Linked DNA regions of Mus musculus: regions 2 and 3 are each linked to region 1. A link is a loop called in an ENCODE intact Hi-C map of the cell type or tissue named here. Cell type or tissue: heart. All regions are shown on one strand. Each heading gives the region's core, and the rest is flanking DNA. Links, peaks and the distances in the headings are about the cores only.

Region 1 (8,401 bases), core at 1,590-6,589:
TTTTAAAGATAAACAGGTTTCCCTACCAATAGCTTTTCTAACTGAACTAACATCCCGGCCTTGTGCCTATGTTCTTTGATGGCCTCTATCCACATCTCAGATGTACCAAGTAGTCTAATGTCTTCAGACTTCTTTCTTTATCTTGAAGGTTGAAGCAGGAGAATGCAAATTTGTTTGTTTTTGTTTTTGTTTTTGAGACAGGGTTTCTCTGTGTATCTCTGGCTGTCCTGGAACTTACTTTGCAGACCAGGCTGGCCTCGAACTCAGAAATCCACCTGCCTCTGCCTCCCGAGTGCTAGGATTAAAGGTGTGTGCCACCACGCCAGGCAAGAATGCAAATTTGAAGGCATCTGTGTTACATAGTGAGACAGACAGACAGAAAGACACACATGCAGAAGGTTGGGGATTAGTCTTGCTACAACGGTCTTCCTTCCTTCCTTCCTTCCTTCCTTCCTTCCTTCCTTTCTTTCTTTCTTTCTTTCTCTCTCTCTCTCTCTCTCTCTCTCTCTCTTTCTCTCTTTCTTTCTTTCTTTCTTTCTTTCTTTCTTTCTTTCTTTCTTTTTTTCTTAAAGTTTTATTTATTGTATGTACATGAGTACACTGTAGCTGTCTTCAGACACACCAGAAGAGGACATCAGATTCTATTACAGATGGTTGTGAGCCACCATGTGGTTGCTGGGACTTGAACTCAGGACCTCTTAGGAAGAGCAGACAGTGCTCTTAACCACTGAACCATCTCTCCAGCCCTACAACTAACTGTCTTTCCACTCTCCTCTGGAGATGACGAGACATAGACATAGCCTAAGAAGCATTCGGTTTGGTCTTCTGGAGGGATCATAGCAGAACAGCCTGTTTTCTGTCCCATTGTCCAGATTGGCCTCAAACTCCTTGGCTCAAGCCACCAACTTCTGCAGTACCGAAATCAGGGAACAGCATACTCAGCTTATTTATTTAGTTTTACTCTCAGCAAATACACAGCCTGGGCCGCCGACTGCTTGGTTAGAAGCCCATGAGCCTCCTCCTTGGACTCTGCCTTCTTCCTTTCAGTGGCTTGCTTGGTTTACTCATTAAACAGAGGCTGTCCAGTGGTCCATGGAGACTCACTCCAGTCTGTCCAGTCCAGAAGGTTCTTAAGGACAGTATGGTCTCAGTCTCCTTCACAACCGGAACAACACTAACCAGCGTGCTACACGGCTAGGCAAGTCCACACCAAGGATGAGGGGCACGGGGACCCGCCATGGATGTGAGTGTGAAGGTGAGAGGCAGGGAGATGCCAACTTTACAGTCATATTAAAAACTGTCTGGAGGAGGATGGAGAGATGGTTCAGTGGTTAAGAGCACTGGCGGTCCTTCCAGAGGTACCAAGTTCAATTCCCAGCACCCACACTGTGGGTTCACAACCATCTATTAGGTTTGATCTCCTCTTCTGGCATGCAGGAGTGTAAGTGTGTGACAGAGTACACATATACATAAATAAATAAACCTGTTTTTAAAATTGTCTTGACAAGTTTAAGACTTGGCTTAGCAACTAAAGACTTATACTGTTCCTGCAGAGGACTGTTGTTTGGTTCCCCAATGATGGTGTTGGGCAGCTTACAATAGCCTACATCTCCAGCTCCAAGAACTTCAACACCCTCTTTTGGCTTCCATGGGCATCTGTATACACATATGCAAATAAATGCACAGACACAGACATCTACACACACACACACACACACACCTTTTAAAAAATTGTCTCAGAAAATTCAATTCTAAAAATTTGTCTTAAATAAATAATAATAAATGTATCCCACATGTTTGAAATGACATCGAATGACATCGAAGCATGCTAACTAATTACAATTTTTTGGTTGAGATTTTATTATGTTCTTCTTGGTTTGAGACAGGGTCTCAAACAATCCAAGTCTGAGTGAGGGCTGGCCTCATGCCTCCACTTCCCACGTTCTGGGATTACACCACAACTGTCCACTAACTACATTTTTTTTTTTTTTGGATGTGGGTAACATTGAGTTAGAAATATAAATGCTCACTAATAGGAGTAGATCAAGTAAATTACAGGGCAGCCATTTAATTTGATGCAGCCATAAAATTGCAGCCACAAAAAGAGAATGAGGAAACATTTTAGGTAGCAGCTATGCAGTTTGGTGGATAAAGGCAACCATGCATGAGTCAGACAGCCGCCTTCAAACTCTGGCTGTCTGTGTGACCCTGTCTCTGAGAAAGTGTCACATTGTGCGCCCAGCCTGGCTGTGAATGTGTGGGGTTCAGTCTGGCCTTGAACTTGGAACCCTGATTCGTCCACCTCTTCAGTGGTGGGCTAACCGAAGAGTGCTGCTGGCCTATCTCTTCCTATATGAATAGAATCTTTTTGGTAGATATAAAGGGGATTAGGGCACTGGTGGTTTTTAGAAAGGGAAACTGTATTTGGGAAACGTTTTTGAAGAGTTATTTCGTACATAGCTTGTTCTAACTCTAAATTCTGAACCCTGAGGACCGTTTTCTAAGTTAAGAAATTATTGTACTACTTCAACATGCCTTTTAAAAAGCATAACAGTAGCCCGGCGTGGTGGCGCACGCCTTTAATCCCAGCACTTGGGAGGCAGAGGCAGGCGGATTTCTGAGTTCGAGACCAGCCTGGTCTACAAAGTGAGCTCCAGGACAGCCAGGGCTATACAGAGAAACCCTGTCTCAAAAAAACAAACAAACAAAAAGCATAACAGCTTTTTCCCTCTTTGGGTGTCTGAAGGCAAGATGGGTCACCAGCAGCTCTACTGGAATCACCCACGGAAGTTCGGCCAGGGTTCCCGCTCTTGCTGCGTCTGCTCTAACCGCCATGGTCTGATTCTCAAATATGGGCTGAACATGAGCCGCCAGTGCTTCCGGCAGTACGTGAAGGACATAGGCTTCATTAAGTTGGACTAAGCGACCTTGAATGGATTCAACTGACTACCAAGTGGAACCGATCATGCTAGTCTTTGTGCACAAAGAGTAAAAACGTAAAGAACTTAAAAAAAAAAAAAAGCATGACAGTTTCACTGGGTATACAAACCACACTTAAGGGCAGGCCTCATGCCAGCAGTAGATGGCCAACATAGAACAAATTCAGTGGTATTTTTGTTTTAATTTTTGTCTCATAATGCTTTGTCTGGGCTCCCCACCCCATTCCCCTACATGTCTATTATAGCTTCCAATTTTGTGTTTTTATGTGCGTGCACATGGGTGTCTCTGTGTCTGAATGTGTTTCCTGCGGTTTTTCTCTGGCTTTTTCTTCTCTGTTCACTCATCTGTTTTGTCCTATTCATGTTTGTAAGCTTTTTCTCTAGCCTTTTCTTTTTCTTTTTAGAACACTGTTCCCTGTCTAACTGGAGAGAGCAAAGCGGACTGTAGATTTGGGTGGCTGGGGAGTTGGGAAGGATCTGGAGGTAGTTTTTGGAAGGGAAACACAATCAGAATGTATTGTATGCAAAAAATATCTATTTACAATAAAAGATGAAACGGTGGCTGTCACACAATATTGGACATCTTATATTGACTAATTCAAATAGCTTGGATTAAAATAAAAAAAACGAGTGCCTTGTTGTGAACACTTGTACTCATTAACGTAGGAGATTTAGGTAGGAAAATCAGGCGGGTCAAGGTCCCTTGGCTACATAGTGAGTCTGGATTACCTGACACAGTGTCCCCCCTCCAATCAACCAACCAAATAAACAACAGTGCCATTTTCTGCCTCTGCCTGTCTTGGCATAGGTTCCCTAATCATCCGACCCAATAAATGTATTCCTAGAGTCAACAACTCTTGACCGCTTCTTTAGAGACCAGGGAAGAGGTAGACTCTCTGAATTTCTAAGCACCTCAAAGCTGCACAGCCAGCGCCTCGACCTACCCTCCTGAATAAGTCCGTCCGAGTATCCGAGTATCTAGAACGAGTCCTTTCATCCTCTCAGGGGTGAGCTAGGAGCAGTTCAAGGTTGGTCTGTGCTGTTTTCTTCCTCCTTCCTCTCTTTCTCCTTCCCTTCCCCACCCCTCCTTTTCTTCAACCCGGTCTTGCTATGTAGACCTGGATAGCCTGGAATGTACCATGTAGACTAGCTAGCCTCAAACTTGCAGACCACCGTCCTGCTTCAGCTTCCGGTTCGCTGCCCTGCTGGGCTTCATGATCAGCACCTCCAACTCTATCCTTGGTGTTTTGAATACTCACTCGGTGGGATGCCTTCAGAACAATGACCTGTGGGCGCTTCAAGGACGAGGAGACTGCGCCCTCTACCGGGGTTTATAAAAAGTAGTATGCTAAGTCCAAATAGACTGGACCAGGTCGCTTTGTCCACCCCAGCTCTCACCCTGTTTCCTTTGTCCCGCAATACCTCCTCTAGACACATCTGCTGTGTCACAACCACATGAAATTTGAAGTACAAACTCACCCTAGGTCAGCTTCCCCCACCCCCCAGGAATTACAGAATTTAACAGTCTCCAAATGCAGCTTTCAAAGAGGGGTGCCACAAAGTGTGGGGATGTAGCTCAGTCGGCACAAAGTCCCGACTGTGACTCTCAGTACCTCATAAAGCAGGTGTGATGGAGTAAGCTTGATTAGCTCGAGGTGTGAGGCCACCTGGCATACGTGAGAACTTGTCTCGAGGACAAAAGCTCAAGTGCTCGCTCAGAGGTCAAGAGCGCTTGGCACACAATCCTGAGAACTGGAGTCGTGTCCTGGGACCTACATAAGGGACCACGGCAGAGGAGACAGAAGAATCACTGGGACTTGATACTTCCAACTCCGCTAAGAAACCCTGGCCCTGAGTTCCACGATAGACCCTCCCTCCTACGAAAGGAACAAGCAGAGATGACTAGAAAAGGATAGCCCTCGCCAAGCGGTGGTGGCACGCAGCTTGGAGCCCAGCACTGGGAAGGCAAAGGCAGGCGGATCTCTGAGTTTCAGGCCAGCCTGGTGTTCCAGGACAGCCAGGGCTACACAGAGAAGTCCTGTCTCAAAAAAACGAGAGGGAGGGAGGGAGGGAGAGAGAGAGAGAGAGAGAGAGAGAGAGAGAGAGAGAGAGAGAGAGAGAGAGAGAGAGAGGCAGAGACAGAGAGAGAGAGACAGAGAGACAGTCACACACACACACACACACACAGACTCCCAAAGCCTTTTTTCACATGCAGACACAGGAGTAAATGAATATCTAAAAAATATTGTTTATTTCTTCTGTTGTTGTTTTCTGTTTTCGAGACAGGGTGTTTCTTTGTGTAGCCCTGCCTGTCCTGGACTCGATTTGAAGACCAGATTGGTGTCAAACTCACAGGGATCAGCGTGCCTCTGCCTTCCGAGTGCTGGGATTCATTACCATTGCCCAAGTAAGAGATATTTTCTTAAAATCTTCTGGGCATACTTTAGTTCTCAATTTACTTTTTAAAAGGTAAACAACCATGATAAAAAAACCAACCCTCTCAGAATCGCACTGAAAGTCGGGGCCACCTCCGAAGCTATTTAAGACAATGCGCTATCTGAACAAAGCCAGTGAACGTGAGTTCAGTTTTAACTTCTATGTTTTCTTCATCTTCCCAGCTCCACTGAATGGAAACTTAGGGCTGGTCTGGTATGGATCATGAGGAGACCTAGGGACTTGTCTGTCCCCAAGAAGGGAAGGTGCTCTGCGCTGAGACTGGGGTCCCTGTCACTCTCCTCTGTTCCTGTGAGTGCCACAGGCCTGGAGCATGCTGAGGTAGAGGCAAGCCATCCTCTCTTGGCTCCGGTTGCTTCCTTAAGTAGGTGCGGTGCGGCTGTTTCCTTTGCAGAGTCCGGCAGCAGCTCTCTTCCCTGACAGCCTTTCCTCGGCTCACTTGAGCCACGAGAAAACTCAGAAGACACAGAAACAAGTGACTGAAAGAGTCATGCCACCCTTCCAAATTCTCTGCTGCCCACACAAACTCCCACACAGAGGTGCTGGGGTCAGGCCCACTCTTCTCTCAAATGCCCCTCTGTCGTGGGGAAAGCTGTGGGGGCAAAGTGACAGAGACAATGCCCCGCCCTCTTTGTGTGTGTGTGTGTGTCTCATGCATGTTCTCGTGCACGTGCCTAGAGGGAGAGTTGGCACAAGACAGCAACCAGAAAAACTCAATCTTGTGGCTCCCCACTTAAATGTCTTGCGACTCATTCCAAGACAAGAGAATTCAAGACTTTGCATCTGTTTCAGCGACGGTCACCAGGAAGGAGAAGGGGGCTTACTGCTGTCTCAAATGATGAAGAGTCACACAATATAATGCTTGTATATGCCATCCAATCACGTGACTGCTGTGCACCACAAAATAAAAGCAACACGTATCTGATGCCAAAGTTGTACCATGGGCCAGAGAAAAGCAAGGGACCAGCCGTCCAGCTGTCTCTTCTCTGCTTTGACAGAGCCCCGACACCCAGAGAACCTGTTTCCTCTCCCTTGCTTTGTTTGAGGCTAGATAAGCGGAGGCGTGAGAGTGTCCAGGAGCGGTGGAGGGAGGGGCTGGGGTTTGGAGTTTAAAGGATCTCATGAAGCCTTGGCGGCTGTAGGGCCAGGAGAAGCTTTGCTAATAAAACGTCACGTCTCTCCGACTAGGACATTTGATCGTTGCTCAAAATGCGGTCAGGCCTGTTTGGGGCTTGGCTCACCGTTCCGATTCTGCAAACCTGATAGGCTTCTTGTTCAGGAAGCTGCAGAAGAACCTGAGGTTGAGGACACCCTCGTACCCCCATTTCATGTTAGAAACAGTCATATACCCCAAAGGTTTAAAATGCAATTTTTAGCAGTTGAAAGTAAGTATGCTTTATCCAAAGGCAAACAGAGAACACTGGGAATCACTGAGCTACCACGTAACACCTCTGGGTTTTTAACCCCGTAGTTTTTTCCGGCTGGAGCCTGTTAATGATCAGCCATTTCCTGGCTCCGTACCTTCTGCGGAACACTGGAGTCAATTCACCATTCATCCACCTGGCCTCAGGAATACATTCTCAGGGCAGCCAAGTAAAGCAGGCAGTGTAGGACTCTGCAAATATCTCACACAGGCAGGCCTGGGAAATCAGAACAGAAATGTTCCGGCCAGAGCTGAGCTGGAGACCCAGAAGTGGGGGGCGATTTTCCAGTCCCTGTGAGGAATCAGCTGGAGAGGAACTAGCCACAGAAACAGTTTGAAACCTCATGCCATGAGGGAAGTAAGCGGTTTGCTTGTAGAAAAGGTTCTGTGCTCTGCTTTCTCTGGCTCTGCTCACGTCGATAAGGAGGCGCCTTTCAACGTTCCCTAGTTCCAAGAAAAGGCATTGGCTCCTCCTCCCCTCCTGGGGCTTGGTCTTGTGCACTTTGTATTCAGTTGCCGATTTCTGTGCCCAGAAATCTGGTTACAGCCCAGATGCTAGCATCGTCATGATTTTTGAACCATCCCCTGTATCAATGTTGTGTAAAGAATGTTCCCCAACTCTCTCTAATTGGTTAACAGAGACCCTATCAGCACACTGCTGGGACAGAAGGCAGGACTTCTGATCCCAGTTAGAGAGACCAGGTGGAGGTGGCCATGAGGCAGAGAGAGGGTCCAGGAGTTGTGATGAGCAGGTCACCAAGGGAGTTGCCGTGAGGACACACGTGGAGCAGAGCAAGTCAGAGCAAGACTTGGATTGAAGGTATAAGGACCTGGCAGCTGGAAAATGGATAGTTTAGAGGGTCAGAATAGCCCAAAGCTTGTTAATAAACTTAATAGGTTGTTGTGTCAATTATTTGGGAGCTAGAATGAGAAATTACTACTATACCCGGCCCCAAGAGAAGCACCTCACAAACCCATATAGGCCCAACTGAGAGACAGAACAGCAGTGTAGAGAGCTCTGGAGGTTGCATGAGGGTTTGAATGCATGGTGTTCTGGGAGATACGGATGGAAAGGTGCATTGGAGTCACATCTACTACCTTGGAACATCATAAGAAAGCCTGGGCGTGGGAGAATTCTAACCCTGCTCAACCTGTAGACTTCATCTACAAGGAACTGACCTTGGCTGGCATCTAGAATTCTAACACTCCCCAGAGCTGCAACATTTTATAGATCCATAATGGCTCTTGAGAGCATCTTATGGCTACTCAGAGTTCTGGCCTGTTTTATTTAAATCACCAGCATGGCAACCTGTTTTAGATGGTTTTTATCCCACTTAGAAAGTTATTAGTCCTAACTTGTACATTTCATTGATCACCTCATTCTTGGAGACGGCAAGACAAGAACTGAGTTGGAAACAAGTCAATAATCACTATTGAACCCCTTACCTCTGACTGCACAAAGCTGTTCTCTGACCTCCACAGGCACAGGACAGGCGGACACACACACACACACACACTCAAATAAATTTTTATTTTTTTCAAGACAGGGTTTCTCTGTATAGCCCTGGCTGTCCTAGAATTCACT
Region 2 (6,700 bases), core at 1-5,000, 71 kb before region 1:
GACCCCATCCTATGACAGGTCAAGGAGGAACTCCGTCCTATGCATACTAGAGGCATGGCTTTCATTGAATGTCTTCCAGAACTGTGGAAGAAAAGGAGAACAAGCTCTCTTCCCAAAAGCCTCTGCTCTTTCCTTCACACCACTGGGCTAACACCGTGACACCAGTCCAGGGAACAACTGTCCCACCATACAGTGTGCCTCTTTCACAGTCCCTGAGGAGACAGGTCACACGTCCCCTAGGTCCACAAACTCATCTTCTCGTTTGGCCAGGTCATCTTCGCCTCCTAAAGCTTTCCAGCCACTGGTGGGTAAGACAGGCTTGGCCGAATGTCGCTGGAGCAGTGCAAAGGGGAACAAGGAAGACAGGCGGACTGAGTTCCTGAGCAGGCCGGGTGCCTCTGCATGGACAGCCTCCTGCCTGTGGTGTCTTGCCTCTATCTTCTCCTGCAAGCTCTGCACTTCCTCCATCATCTCTAAGAGTTTGCCCATGGTGGCCACTCTGCCACCACCCAGGATTTGGGCTTCTGGAATCCAACGTAAATAGCGCTGAGCCCACACCTTGATTTCCGGCCCCTCAATGTGAGGCAACAACAGGCCGTGGTAGTCTGTGGGCTTGCTATGCCAGCTGTCGTAGAACTCCCTTGAGCTGTCCTGGAGGTCATCGGAAGAGTTAATAAGTTTACTAATTCTCTTGCCTAGGAGGTTCTTGATTAAATGATCTGTTTCTTCCCTGAAAAATCCTCTTTTGGGAGATGACTTAGACTGGGTAAGTGGCAAAGAAAGTTGTCGTTGATGCTTTGGAAGAAAACACAAAAGAATATCTGGTTAGGAGGCAAAGTCACAGTTATTTTCATTAAAATAATAATAATGATGATAATAATAATTAATATAATGAGCATCACCATCCTGCTATGAGCAGTGTTGAGAGACCTAAGAACTGCCATCTCATGTGTATCTATTCAAATACACAGTGCACAGGAGAGACTGCCTGCTTATGGTGGCAGTGAGTGATCTGTGTGATACACCATCAACAAACAAGAGAAACCTGACATACGTGGGGCTGCACACAAGGCATGCTGGGATAGACTGGTCCTTCAGAGAAGGGTACAAATAGACACAAAGTACTTTGCAGGAACCAGTTTAACACATGCTAGTGATTAAGGGCAGTCTTGGGGGCTTTTTGAGACACAGTTCTGCTATGTCGTAGCCTTGGTCAGCCTGGAACCCTCGGTCTACTGTGGAGAGCACTCTGGTCAGGAGGAATCCTTCTGCTTCTGCCTTCCAGTCACTGGCGGTACAGGGGTGTGCCACCACTCCGGGCACTGCTTGGTTTGTTTTTTGTTTTTTTTGAGAGCTCTTCTCTACAGCCTCTTCTGCACATCTTCAAGGCATCAGCACTGACTACCTGAAGATATCATCCCAGGGACAAAATAACCTTTTAGCTTATCAGGCACTCAGTGGAGTTCTAGCTGAAGTCATGTCTCTCTTGAACAAGGGCAATCAATAGAGAAATGCGCTCACTTGGCTAGACAGTCTTGTCTGACAGGCTGCTCAGAGCAGGAAACATGGGAGCATTTAAGTTTTGTTCCTGCTTGCTAACTTTCTCTGGAATAAAGTTAGGTATTACATTCTGGGTACACTGTGAGAGGGTTATGAAGACAGGTCAGAGGTTGTGGGGACTCATCAATGTTCAAAGGAAAAGGCACAAATGCAGGAAGAGGAATCTTACAGGAGAGCAGTGGCTGATGCCCATAACTCCATGCTTGGGAGGCTGAGACCAGACACAGCCAGGAGCTTAGGGCTAGCTTGGATTACACAGGGAGTTTTCATGTGAGCCTTGCAATGTTGCTCACCCCCACCCTGCCTCATTTACACAGCCTGCAATCCTGCCCTCTGGCTTGAATCTTCCCTCCCAACCTCTTCTGGAGCTGACATTACCTGCCATTGTCTCTAAGAAGAGACAGTGAGGACATCAGATAAGGGGTGCCTAGCTGTCCGAGCAGCTCCTTGCCCCACAGGTACCAGTCAGTTCTGTGACTCTAGCCCACTCTCTAGAGGACAAGCAGGCTGCCACCAGGGGGCACAGCACACCACAGAAAAGCACATCTTTGCATAAGATGCAGCAAGCAATCTTGCTCTACCAACAGAAAAGGTTAGCATCCTGGGCCTGAGGACAGCTAAGAAGGTGACATGACAGGTCTAGTGCCCAGCAGCTGACACTGTCTCCAAGTGCTGGCCATGGCTCACCTGCATCCAGTCTTTCTTAGACTAGAACCTCGTTCCACGCCTGAACCGGTAGGGCTCCCAGAGGCCTCGAGAATCAGGCAGAACAGCAGTGGGAAAGCTAATGACACGCACAGGTGTAGACCTGCCAGCGCTATGGGCTCTGAGAGCCTAAGGGATCTGAGAGAGATTCCAGGCCAGCTGACAGAATGCAGACCAGGGATGCTGTTTAAACTGTGCATCAGTTAGAGAACTCTAGGGCATGTTAGTAAGTAAAATCAGGAACAAGTTTATCTAAAAGAAAATAAGGACTTGTGTTTTGTGGTTTAGGGCATAGGCGGGCGAACTCCGGTTCATGGGCCGAAGCTGGAGGGGACAACTGTGTAAACACTGGGGCACAGCCATCCCCCTGCAGTAGGAAGGTAGAACAGACACGGGACAGACAGTGCAGACACAATGCTTGTCACTCTCAGTTTATAGGTTTATTAAGAAAAGTCTTGGGGGGCTGAAGAGATGGCTCAGCAGTTAAGAGCACTGACTGCTCTTCCGGAGGTCCTGAGTTCAATTCTCAGCAACCACATGGTGGCTCACAACCATCTGTAACGGATCTGATGTCCTCTTCTGGTGTGCCTGATAACAGCTTGAGTGTACTCATGTACACACAATAAATAAATAATTCTTTAAAAAGAAAAAGAAAAAAGCAAAGTCTTGGGGCTAGAGATACGGCTCATAGGTAGAGCACTGAGTGCCCTTCCAGAATTCAGGATTGATTCCCAGCACCCACATGGGAATCATGGAGGCTCACAGGGACTATAAGCCCAATTCCAGGGGGTCTGATGCCTTTTTTTCTGGGCTTTGTGGGCACCAGACACACATGTGGTACACAGACATACATCAGATAAAATACAGATGCATATAAAATAGTAAAGTTTTTATTAAAAACAAAGAAAAAGTCTCGCTATGAGCTTTATGAACTGGCAAATGTGTGGTAAACTTTCCGAATCAATGCTCCCTTTATCTACCAGCCACACTCAGTGTAAGAGGGTAAGAGGTACAATTCCATGCAGCACAACTGTAGTCACAGCAGTCTCAGTGACAGCCATCAAAGCAAAGGTGGATTTGCTAAAGTAAGGGCATCACTGAGACCCTAACCCGAGCACCACCACAGATCCCAACTGCACGCCATAGGAAGAGGCAACACACCAACAGAGAGATCCATAAAGTAGCCTTTGTCCTCACACACATGGGATGGAGGCGCGGGTGGGGTGGGGTGGGGTGGGGTGGGGTGAAGACAGCACATCTTACTTTGAAACGTGATCCTTTCTGCTGGCCTCTGTCCAGTTTTGGCTTTTCCACATAGAGAGGGTTTCTAAGTAACGTCTGTGCTTTGGGTTCAAACTGTACTGACCAGTCCCACACGGTGAGCAGAGTCAAAGGCTTGCTTTGTGCATCCAGGTTTTCCCTACCCTGCCAAAACAAGCATAGGTCAGCATAGCTTCCAGGGACGGCTGGAGAGCAAACACACGTTCTCAGAAACAGGCTTCAGGAAGAATGAGTGCCTGTGGAGGTACTGTGTTTCTCAAGGGAGACGCCCTTGGCAGGGAAGATGGTGGAAGGCCCTTATTTCCAGTGCTCTGTGTCTGCTTTCAGGCTGGGTTTTTTTCACAGTAACCTGGTGAGTTAACCCCTACCTTCCCATATTTGCCATCTGAGGAAACTGAGGCTAAGAACGCACAAGTGAACCACCTGAGGGTGTGGAGCAGGCAGGCTGCGAGGCTGTCACTGAGCGCAGGGCTGTCTAAGATGCAGCTTCCCTGTTCCTGCATCCTCTGGGACCCAGCAATCTACCAACTCAAAGTCAACCACAAAGCAGGAGAGGGCTAGATGAAGGCACAGGCTGAGCAGGGACCAAAGTCAAAGCCCAGCTATCTTGTTCCCTGGGAATCCATTCTTGTCCCAGAGAAACTCTAGGCATTGAGATAATGAAGAGAGGACATCTGGTCTACCTTTAAAAAGGTTTACTTTTAATTTGGCTTAACCCCCAAACTCCAAAATTGACTTTCATCTTAATACTTGCAATATATATTCTTGGGCTAGATACTTATTGTGTTTCAAGATTTTTCTGGGATGACAATATATAACCAGTGTGATGCAAGGATTAAATACTTTCCTAGGTAGGAACGGCTGGGATACCTCGAATACATGCCACTTTTAGAGTCACAGTTATACATGGAGTCTGTGAGATGCAGCTTCTTTGACACACAGAGACCAGGTTGGCCTCAAACTCAGAGATCCGCCTGCCTCTGCCTCCCAAGTGCTGGGATTAAAGGCGAACACATGGGTCTTTAAGCGGGACTCTTACCATGTTAGTATCTTTTTGATGAGGTGAATTGAAGAAGAAGGTGCTAAAAATAGGTATATACAGGCTATCTGACAAAACAGTCAGGTATGTCTCTGTGAACTCAAATGCTGGGGGATACTGGTGCACCAGCTGCCAGACGCAGTCCAAGAAAAGCAGGAAGATAGGGACCTATGTGAGAACAAGACACACATTACTTAGCAAGCCTAGGTCCAGCAGGGCCTGTCCCGAGCTCAGTTGACAGCCACCAGAAGCTTCGGAACCCTGCCTCTCTGGCGAACAGACAACCTACTCCAAGTGATGAACATTCTCAGGGAGACCAGGCCCTGTGGGTTAGCATCAGCATCTCAAGTACCTACCGTGCCAAAGACGAGTGCCTAAAACTGCGGAGTGGTTATATACTAACACACAAGAGCTTGCAATCCTACCTACGTTCAAATGTGTTTTGTTAACTGGGTCCTCTTTTGAGCCAGTTTCTCAGTTGAACTACACTTAAGATCCACCAGTGATCCTGCAACAGGGTAAGGCAAGACCGTGACAGTGTCCACCTTCTACAAGAGTGATCCTGCAACAGGGTAAGGCAAGACCGTGACAGTGTCCACCTTCTACAAGAGTGATCCTGCAACAGGGTAAGGCAAGACCATAACAGTGTCCACCTTCTACAAGAGTGATCCTGCAACAGGGTAAGGCAAGACCGTGACAGTGTCCACCTTCTACAAGAGTAGAGATGCAGGCCTATCACAGAACCGCTAAGAGGAAGGTTACGAATTATTGGATAAGGCCAGCTCTACATCAATATCACAATCACGTCAGTCCGGTATCCTTCAGAAGTCAGCATGTTGGTACTCAAGAGGCTTCATGCTACATATTACGGACAATACCACTAAGGTACTATAATCTCAGGCTGGTCTCAAACTCATCATGTAGCCAAGGATGAACGTGAAATTTATTCCTTCTGTGTCCATCTCCCACGCACTGGGATTGGAGGCATATACCTATATGTGCTAAATATATGGACGTCAAACATACAAACCTCACTGTATAGTAAGGGTAGGGCTCTTAAGTGTGAGTGACCCTAAAAGGGTTGAGCCTATCAAAGTATGTGTATCTCATTAGCCTTTCAAATTACTTCCTCCAAGTCCCTGCCAAGACTAAGAAATGGTGGTTTTTTTAAGTTTGATAGCATACAGAAGAGCATAGGTCTGGCCTGAAAGAAACTAAATGGCATAGTGACAGAGGCCTGAGTATCCCCAGCTACATGGGATGAGGAGATGGAAGACTCTGGAGTTCAAAGCCAAGGGTTTAGGCAGTATCACCAAAAGCCCATACCCCATACAACAGAGCAATGGAGAGGAGAGGCTGGGACTCGGCCCACTTCTCCAGCTCTCCAAAGGCTCTAGCAATGGATGGCACGAACATAAGGGACATGGGCTCTGCTAAGTGCACCTTCTATGGTAAACTTATACACAAAATACCACTCACTGCAAAGTTAAATTTAGCGAGATTTGAAGGATTCCCTCTTCCAAAGTCATTTTCTAAGTGTTACAAAACCATATTTCTCCTAGTATGAAACATATACATAACCTTACTCTACACAAGTTAGAAAACTTTGAACATGCTCATTGATTGATATGCTTTTAGTCCCGGAAGGATTCATGTTGTTTAAAGCGTTCAAAGTCATCCTGAGGTGATGGAGCAGCTTCCTGGTGTCTGTGGGGTATGACTTGTACCTGACAAGCATATTTGACGGAGGACACTGGCCCAGTGAGAGGGAGTTTCTCCCCAGGACTGCAACTGTCCGCAGTGAGGACACTCACCTCCTCTTTGTCACTCTGGTGGAGATGGTTACAGCGGTCCAAGAAAGAGTGGCCACCCATGACCCATTCCTTTTGGATGAGGCTCTGGAATCCAGTCCTGGTTCGACAGTGGGCGTCCATCATCACTTGCACCAGAGAGGAGAGGAGGCAGCAGAGATCAGAAGCATTCTCTTCTACAAGGAGGAGGAGGGCAGAGTGTTAAAGAGGCAGTGTTCTCATCCCACACAGCTAACAGGGTTCCTAAGAGCAAGATCGGTTATTACTTCCTATAGACAAGGGCCAGTTGGGGAGACAGGCTGCT
Region 3 (6,700 bases), core at 1-5,000, 600 kb before region 1:
GAGAGGGAGGAAGAAGGAAAGAGAAGATTTGGGTTTAAGCAGAGGCATTAAGAAAGCAGAAGAGAACAACACAAGGAAAGGACAGTAGAACACACCCTACTGTGGGCTTTGGTTCCTCGAGGGAACATAGCATTCTTAAGAATAGCTATATATACAGTTTTTGGTGACTATCCAAGTTACATGATTCAAAGCCTTTAAAAGATTAAGTAAGAACATCCTGTTATAGTTATTTCTATCTAAGGAACTCGTCTTTAATGAGCCGCGAGCTCATGGTGGCTCTTAGGTATTATTCTGTTCGGGATAACAGCCTGCTCTGATAAAGCCTGTCACAAAAGGTGCCGACAAGGTAAAACCAACCACTGTATTTGTGATGTTCTGGAAAGGCAGAGAAACACTAAGGAAAACCCAAGGCCTTCATCTTGTTGGTTTTCCTTGGATGTTTTATTAGCACACGCTGTCGACATTCAGAGAAAAAAGGATGCTGTGTTTTATAAATGCTAACCAAGGAGGACCCTGTTTATCATCCACAATACGAAGGGCACTGAGAAACAAGCCATTAGAATCTAGGGGATGCGGACAGGAAATGTGACTATGTGATAAGGCAATGCTTGTCTGGAACGCAGGACACCGTGGTTTTTGGTTTTTTGTTTTTCCAGACAGGGTTTCTCTGTGTAGCCCTGGCTGTCCTGGAACTCACTCTGTAGACCAGGCTGGCCTCAAACTCTGAAATCCACCTGCCACTGCCTCCCAAGTGCTGGGATTAAAGGCGTGTGCCACCACTGCCCAGCTTGACATCCTGGTTTTGATCACCAGCACCAATAAGCAAATAAATGTCTAGTGGATGTCATGTGGCCACACTGCCCTGGCTGGCCAATGCGGGCCTTCTCCTGGCACCAGTGAAGAATCAAGAATCAACACAGATTTGTTTCATTCCCCTCTTTCTGTAACCCCGTTAACTTTTTAAAAAGTTCTTATGAGTTTAATTCCTACCAATGTGTAAATAAAACCATGTCCCTGGTAAACAAGACTCTCTATTTAACTTGAGAGATGGAGGCAGGAGAATCAGGAGTTCAAGGCCATGCACCTCAGCTACAGAAGACCGGATCTCAAAAAAAAAAGACAACAAAAATCATACATGTTTTCTATGTTATAAAGCAGTATTTGGTCTCATATGCCCACTTCGTTGTTTTTTGTTTTTGTTTTGGTTTTGGTTTTGGTTTGGGTTGTTTTGTTTGTTATTTTTTGTTTTTGGGTTTTTGTTGTTGTTGTTGTTGGTTTGGTTTGGTTTGGTTTTTATACATAATGTTTCTCTGTGTAGCCCGGGCTGTCCTGGGACTCACTCTGTAGACCAGGCTGACCTCATACTCAGAGATCCACCTGCCTCTGCCTCCTGAGAGCTGGGATTACAAGTGTGCGCTCCACTGCCTGGCCAGCACTACTTTTATATTCAGTGAGTTTTCTAGTTAAGATCAATAGTGTGTATTTGGGGGGACTTGGGGGAATTCTAAACACTTAGTAAACACTTTTAGACATGGTGACAGAGATCTTTCTTTTTCTCTTCATTAGTTCCACGTCACAAACAAGGGCACAGAAAGTCAGACTTACTGGCTACCATCTGACTGAATATAAGTAGCATGTGTATTCCCAGAAAAAAATTAATAGATTCTTCGGAAGGCAAAATAATGCTGTTTGCCCCAAAGAGGATATGTTAGTTTATCAAACCTATAAACGGGCTGTGCTATACGGCTGGGGAGGACTGAGGTTGCAGGTAGAGAGCTGAGACAGGAGCATACGGCTGGGGATGCGATACGGCTGGGGAGGACTGAGGTTGCAGGTAGAGAGCTGAGACAGGAGCATATCCTGGTGATGGGCCCAGGGTAATCAGAAGATCCTTGTAAGGGGACGGGGACACAGTGTCAGAACGCTGCACCCCGAGGATGATCCCACTCCCCACGACGGCCCTGCAAACTGTGAAGGGACCACCAGGCAACACAGGCGCAAACTTCAAACCTCGCAAACTTCCGCCAGGCTCTGAGAAGGAATGTGGGTCCTGCTGATACTTTAATTTTAGCCCGCTGAGGTCTATTTCAAATGCATGATTCAAATGCAGGATTATGAAACCGCCTGGGTTGTCTTTAAACTACCAAGCCTGTGATAATTTATGGCAGCAGTGTGGGGACTCAGCAAATGCCTCCGCCAAGCGGTGCTGAGCACTTTGAACTAAGGGAAATTGGAAGGCCTAAGAAGAATTAAGGTCCCTTGTTGTTTCCTTCCCTGACAGTGCAGGGAGAAGCTTTGCTCTGCAGTTCCCTTATCTCCCGATCCGCAGGTCCAACAACAACAAAAAAGCCACACAGTTACCTTCAATCCTCTTACTGAAATTTCATTAACCAAAGAAGATTAAATTCATCAGAGGAAGAGACTGGGGAAAAAAAATCAAATACCACATGTAGAGCCCAGTGACCTTTGACCCAAGCCTTTGACTGTGTGTTTTGTAGGCCATTCAATTCTCCTTTTTAAAAATGTGCTACCCCCTCTACAGCATCCCTCAATTCTCCTCTCCCCTATAAAGCCAGCTACATTGATGTGTGAATCTTACTAAGGTGGTGGCTTCCTGCAAAGCCCTGGTGAGTGTAAGTACACACACCTTTTTCTTTCATCTGTTGATAATTTTTCAGCCAATGGAAAGACTAGGACCCTAGAGAAGTAAGAGAGATTCCTTCCTTCTGTCCTTTAACGGCAATAGTAAATTAACTTAGTACCTTTGCAAATGGCACTACTTCACTGTGTAATTGAGGAGTTTGGACACAAGGTGGCAGTAGACTACCGGATTAAGTAAAGACACAATTTCCTGTTGCTATGGAGGCCAGGTATGTGTGTGTGTGTGTGTGTGTGTGTGTGTGTGTGTGTGTGTGTGTGTGTGTGTGTGTGTGTGTGTGTGTTTGTGTGTGTGTGTGTGTGTGTGTGTGTGTGTGTGTGTGTGTGATGAGTAAAAGAGGTTCCTAGTAAAAATTTGACTCTTCTCTAATTTACCCTTCAGATCTTTCCAGTGCTGTTGGAACTAACAGCAGTCTTGATGAATTTTCCTTTTTTTGGAAATAGTCTGCTGGGCTGATGAATTGAACCTAGGGTTTTGCCAAGATAGGGCTCTACCACTAAGCCACATCCCCAATACTTACTTTTTTGAGGCAGGATCTCTATGTAACCCTCTTGGCTATTGATCTCTGGGACTCTATAACCCAGGATTGTATTCCTTCAGCCTCAGCATCCCTAATAGCCAGAGTTTACAGACCGGAACACCAGCTCCATCTTGAACTCACTATGAAGCTCCAGCTGCCTCCAACTTGAGATTCTCCAGTCGCTGGGACTATAGGCTTGCACCACCACATATCACTCACACTTTAAAACTGATTTTTTTTTTTTTTTGGCAATATTGTTTTATATCCAAATGATGAATTGCGAGTGAACGAAATCACAAGAATATGTGTCACAACTGTAGAACGTTCTGTTTCTAGCGCCTTGAATGCTGATGGCAGCCCATAGCAGATGCCCAATAAATAATTGAATAAAAGAACATCTTGTGCCCGATTTGCATGTATAAAGTGTTGGTTAGGCCTCTTTTCATGCTAACCTGGATAATCTGCAACGTGAAGTGAAATCCCTTTTCCGGGACTTTCAAACGTAGCACTCACTATTCAGGGAGTACTTGTTCGTTGAAGTGGGCTTGCAATGCATTCTTGGTACTAGACACAAAAAAACGAGCCCTTTCTTGCTCTTCAGAGCCTGCTGTGCCCTCTATCTAGGTGTATCCAGTTTTAATGCAACATCCCACAAGCTTTCTGTGCCTCTCTCTCATGTGGGAGTTATTTGTAGGGATCTTGTGGTCAGTGCAGCAGTGGGCCAGAAGTCAAACGCCTGAGGACATAAAGGGCCCTGCATTGTTCAGTGTCCCCTGTGCATACTTTGGGTGCACTGTGCTAACTGCTTCCTCAGGATGAGAGGGACAGGGACCTCTGAGGCCCTCTCCTGCCTCCTGACAAGCCCTCCACGTCAGAGGAGAAAGCAGCGGTAGCAGTGGTAAGACCTCTTTCCTCTATTTTTCATAGCTAAACTGGAACTCCCTATAATAAAAGAAAGATGAACAGGAGAGAAGCAGGCATGTTTATTAACTTAAATCCCTTATACCTCCCGTATATGTGGAAGAAAAAAAGTCTTTAGAGTAGATCTTTTTTTTTTTTTTAGAAAAAGCATTTAACCGTCAGGCCTAAATACTATCAGACTTTGAAACAAAGACTAGAATAAAGGATGACCCAGTTAAGACGGCACGGCCTGGAAAAGCGTCCTAGAACAGATGTACGTTGTTATGTGAATTTAGGTCCTTCTTTTCTTCACTGTGAGGGGGTCAAGCCCAGGCCTTGCATGGGGGGGGGGGTGAGCCCTCCCTCAGGCACACACACACCCAACCCCGCTGCCCCCCCACTCCTTTCTTCCAGGTGCAGAAAAGACACTTTACAAGGGAAACCTCTTTGAGAAACATAACTTTCTCTTACAGATGAGTCGGTCTCCATGTTACTGAGGGCAAACCCAAGTTCACCTTCTAGCTTCTCTGCCTTTCAGTGACTTAAAGGTCCCTAAGCCTGGAGCTGAGCGGGGCAGCCCATGGCTAGTTCCCCACTCGCTTCATTATGGGTGACGTTTCTGGCCTGTGGCTGAAGCCAACAGGTACCCAGGTTGGTTTCCAGGGACCTGAGCACTGTTGTTACTGAGAGCCTCGACTCCATTTGGGCCTGCAGATTCTGAAGGGTTACCAGAACAAGATAAGGCTTAGCATCTGTCTTCATATGGTGTCCATCGCCTTCACTGCCTCTGTCATTTATGAGGCTCTCTTTAGTTCTGCATATGGAGGTGGATTATTTGGTAAGTGTTTTGTTCAGAACTCTAACGCATAATCAGCAGACTTGCCTTGCCTCTCCCTCATGGGGTTTCCTTAAAGGCTTAAGAAACCTATCAGGCTCTATCGGCCACCTATCACATGACTATAGAATATCCTGAGACTCCAGATACCCTAAAAACTCCCATTCTTTCCTCTTCTCCCTTTTTGTTTTGTTTTATAGTTACTTGTGTATGGCGATACAAGATAATCACTTCCCATCGATTGTGGCGGTGCATGACTGAGATCCCAACACTTGGGAGGGGGAGACAGGAAGATTAGAAAGGAGTTCAAGGCCATCCATGTTCAACTACATCTCAAGTTCAAGGCTAGCCTGGGACACTGGACAAGGCTAGCCTGGGACACTGGAGTCGCTGCCCCAAGAAACTGAAAAAGAAAATTTAATTTCCTGTAGAGAAGGTGTGCGTTATCCTTTTATGTATTTGCAAGAGTCAGGCAATAATGGCAACAATGGAAACACTTCTGGAAAGAGGGGAAGGAAGAAGGATTAAGATAGCAGATATGCTGATCTTAGTGCTCTCAGCCAGGCCGTCTCTGACGTTCTCTAACTAAGCGACTTTCTTCCAGAAGGGATGCTCTGCCATGAGCTCCCTCCTTGTCATGTCACTAGCTGAAGAACCGTCTCACAGGAAAGAGGACTTACATTCTATGATATGTATACTCTGGTTTTTATGTTGTGTTGTGTTGTGTTGTGTTGTTGCTATTGTTGTTGTGTTTGAGATGAGGTCTTATGGAGTCCATGCTGGTCTCAGATTTGTGCTATCGTCAAGACTAGTCTTGAATTTGAGTTCTGCTTCAGCTTCCCCATCGCTGGGGTTACAGGTGTGTATCCCCTGCTTACCGAGGGGGAGACCAAGGTGCCTGCCTTAAAGAGTGGCAAATCACTCTCTTTTGAAGGAAAAAAATTACAAATTGCCTGCAAATCCCTTCCTTATCTTTTAAAAAGTAAAAACACATTGCTTTTGGATCTCATCCTAGTTTGCTATTCCAGGGGTTTGCAGACAGAAACCAGGTGGCCGCCTGTCTGCGAGATGGATACATGTGCCTCATGATTTACCACGATTGCACCTGCACCGGGATTTCTCCGGAAGTCCCAGACCCCTGTTCTTCTCTGGTACCGTCTCCTCCGAGAAACACTTCCATTTTTTTCCTGCAGTGCAAAGCAGGATTTAAGCTCCAACCACCTGGCCTTTGGGGCTTCTTCCTATTTTGTGTGACTCCAATGTGCAAGCACATAAACACGTGTGCATGCCTGTCTAGACCCACAGGCTCAACTCTCAAAGCTTTGGAGGACAGAATACAAGTTCTTGTCATTCTACAGCGGGGAGGGACTCTCTTTGCATTGGTCTCATACGTCAGATGTGAAAATAACTATTGCTGATTTCTTAATACTCAAATATGCATGCTTACGTATGTTAACCCAGAAAAAAGAAAGAAAGAAAGAAAAAGAAACGAGATTAGTTTTTTTTTTTTTTTTTTTGTAGAATTTCTGTCTGCAAACCCTTGGAATAAAAACTAGGATGAGATCCAAAAGCAATGTGTTTTGACTTTTTAAAAGATAAGGAAGGGATTTGAAGGCAACTTGTAATTTTTTTCCTTCCAAAGAGAGTGATTTGCCACTGTTTAATTTGATAAAATTCTTTATGCTTCAAACACAGACTCGGCTTTAAATATTAACACACTTCAAAAAGTGGGATGAAACCATCGAGCTTTCATGAATTAATTATCACAGTTTGAAAACTCGAATTT

The links. Peaks named below come from ENCODE experiments on the same cell type or tissue, not always from the same donor. Only the 100,000 strongest peaks of a DNase experiment are listed, where the experiment ranks them.
Region 2: it touches region 1 in a loop (7-fold over the local background); 21 of 42 quality-filtered maps call a loop at or near these places.
Region 3: it touches region 1 in a loop (2.4-fold over the local background); 11 of 42 quality-filtered maps call a loop at or near these places.

The regions. Positions count from the first base shown.
Region 1 is chr15:12,192,823-12,201,223 of GRCm38, reverse strand. It overlaps the pseudogene Gm2581. Among named protein-coding and RNA genes, the nearest start is that of Mtmr12, 8.0 kb to the left of the region's middle. In heart, for the core only: a CTCF peak has its summit at 4,264 (motif pointing left); a DNase peak (open chromatin) is centred at 4,223; H3K4me3 peaks cover 1,270 bases; H3K27ac peaks cover 2,436 bases.
Region 2 is chr15:12,263,597-12,270,296 of GRCm38, reverse strand. It overlaps Mtmr12 (myotubularin related protein 12), which reads right to left. Exons shown (of 16, transcript NM_172958.4): 13 at 6,400-6,572; 14 at 4,586-4,753; 15 at 3,529-3,690; 16 at 1-795. The coding sequence ends at 226. Among named protein-coding and RNA genes, the nearest start is that of Gm52210, 54 kb to the left of the region's middle. In heart, for the core only: a CTCF peak has its summit at 2,068 (motif pointing right); no DNase peak of the experiment used is centred there.
Region 3 is chr15:12,791,685-12,798,384 of GRCm38, reverse strand. No RefSeq gene overlaps it. Among named protein-coding and RNA genes, the nearest start is that of Gm41274, 3.5 kb to the left of the region's middle. In heart, for the core only: a CTCF peak has its summit at 2,792 (motif pointing right); no DNase peak of the experiment used is centred there.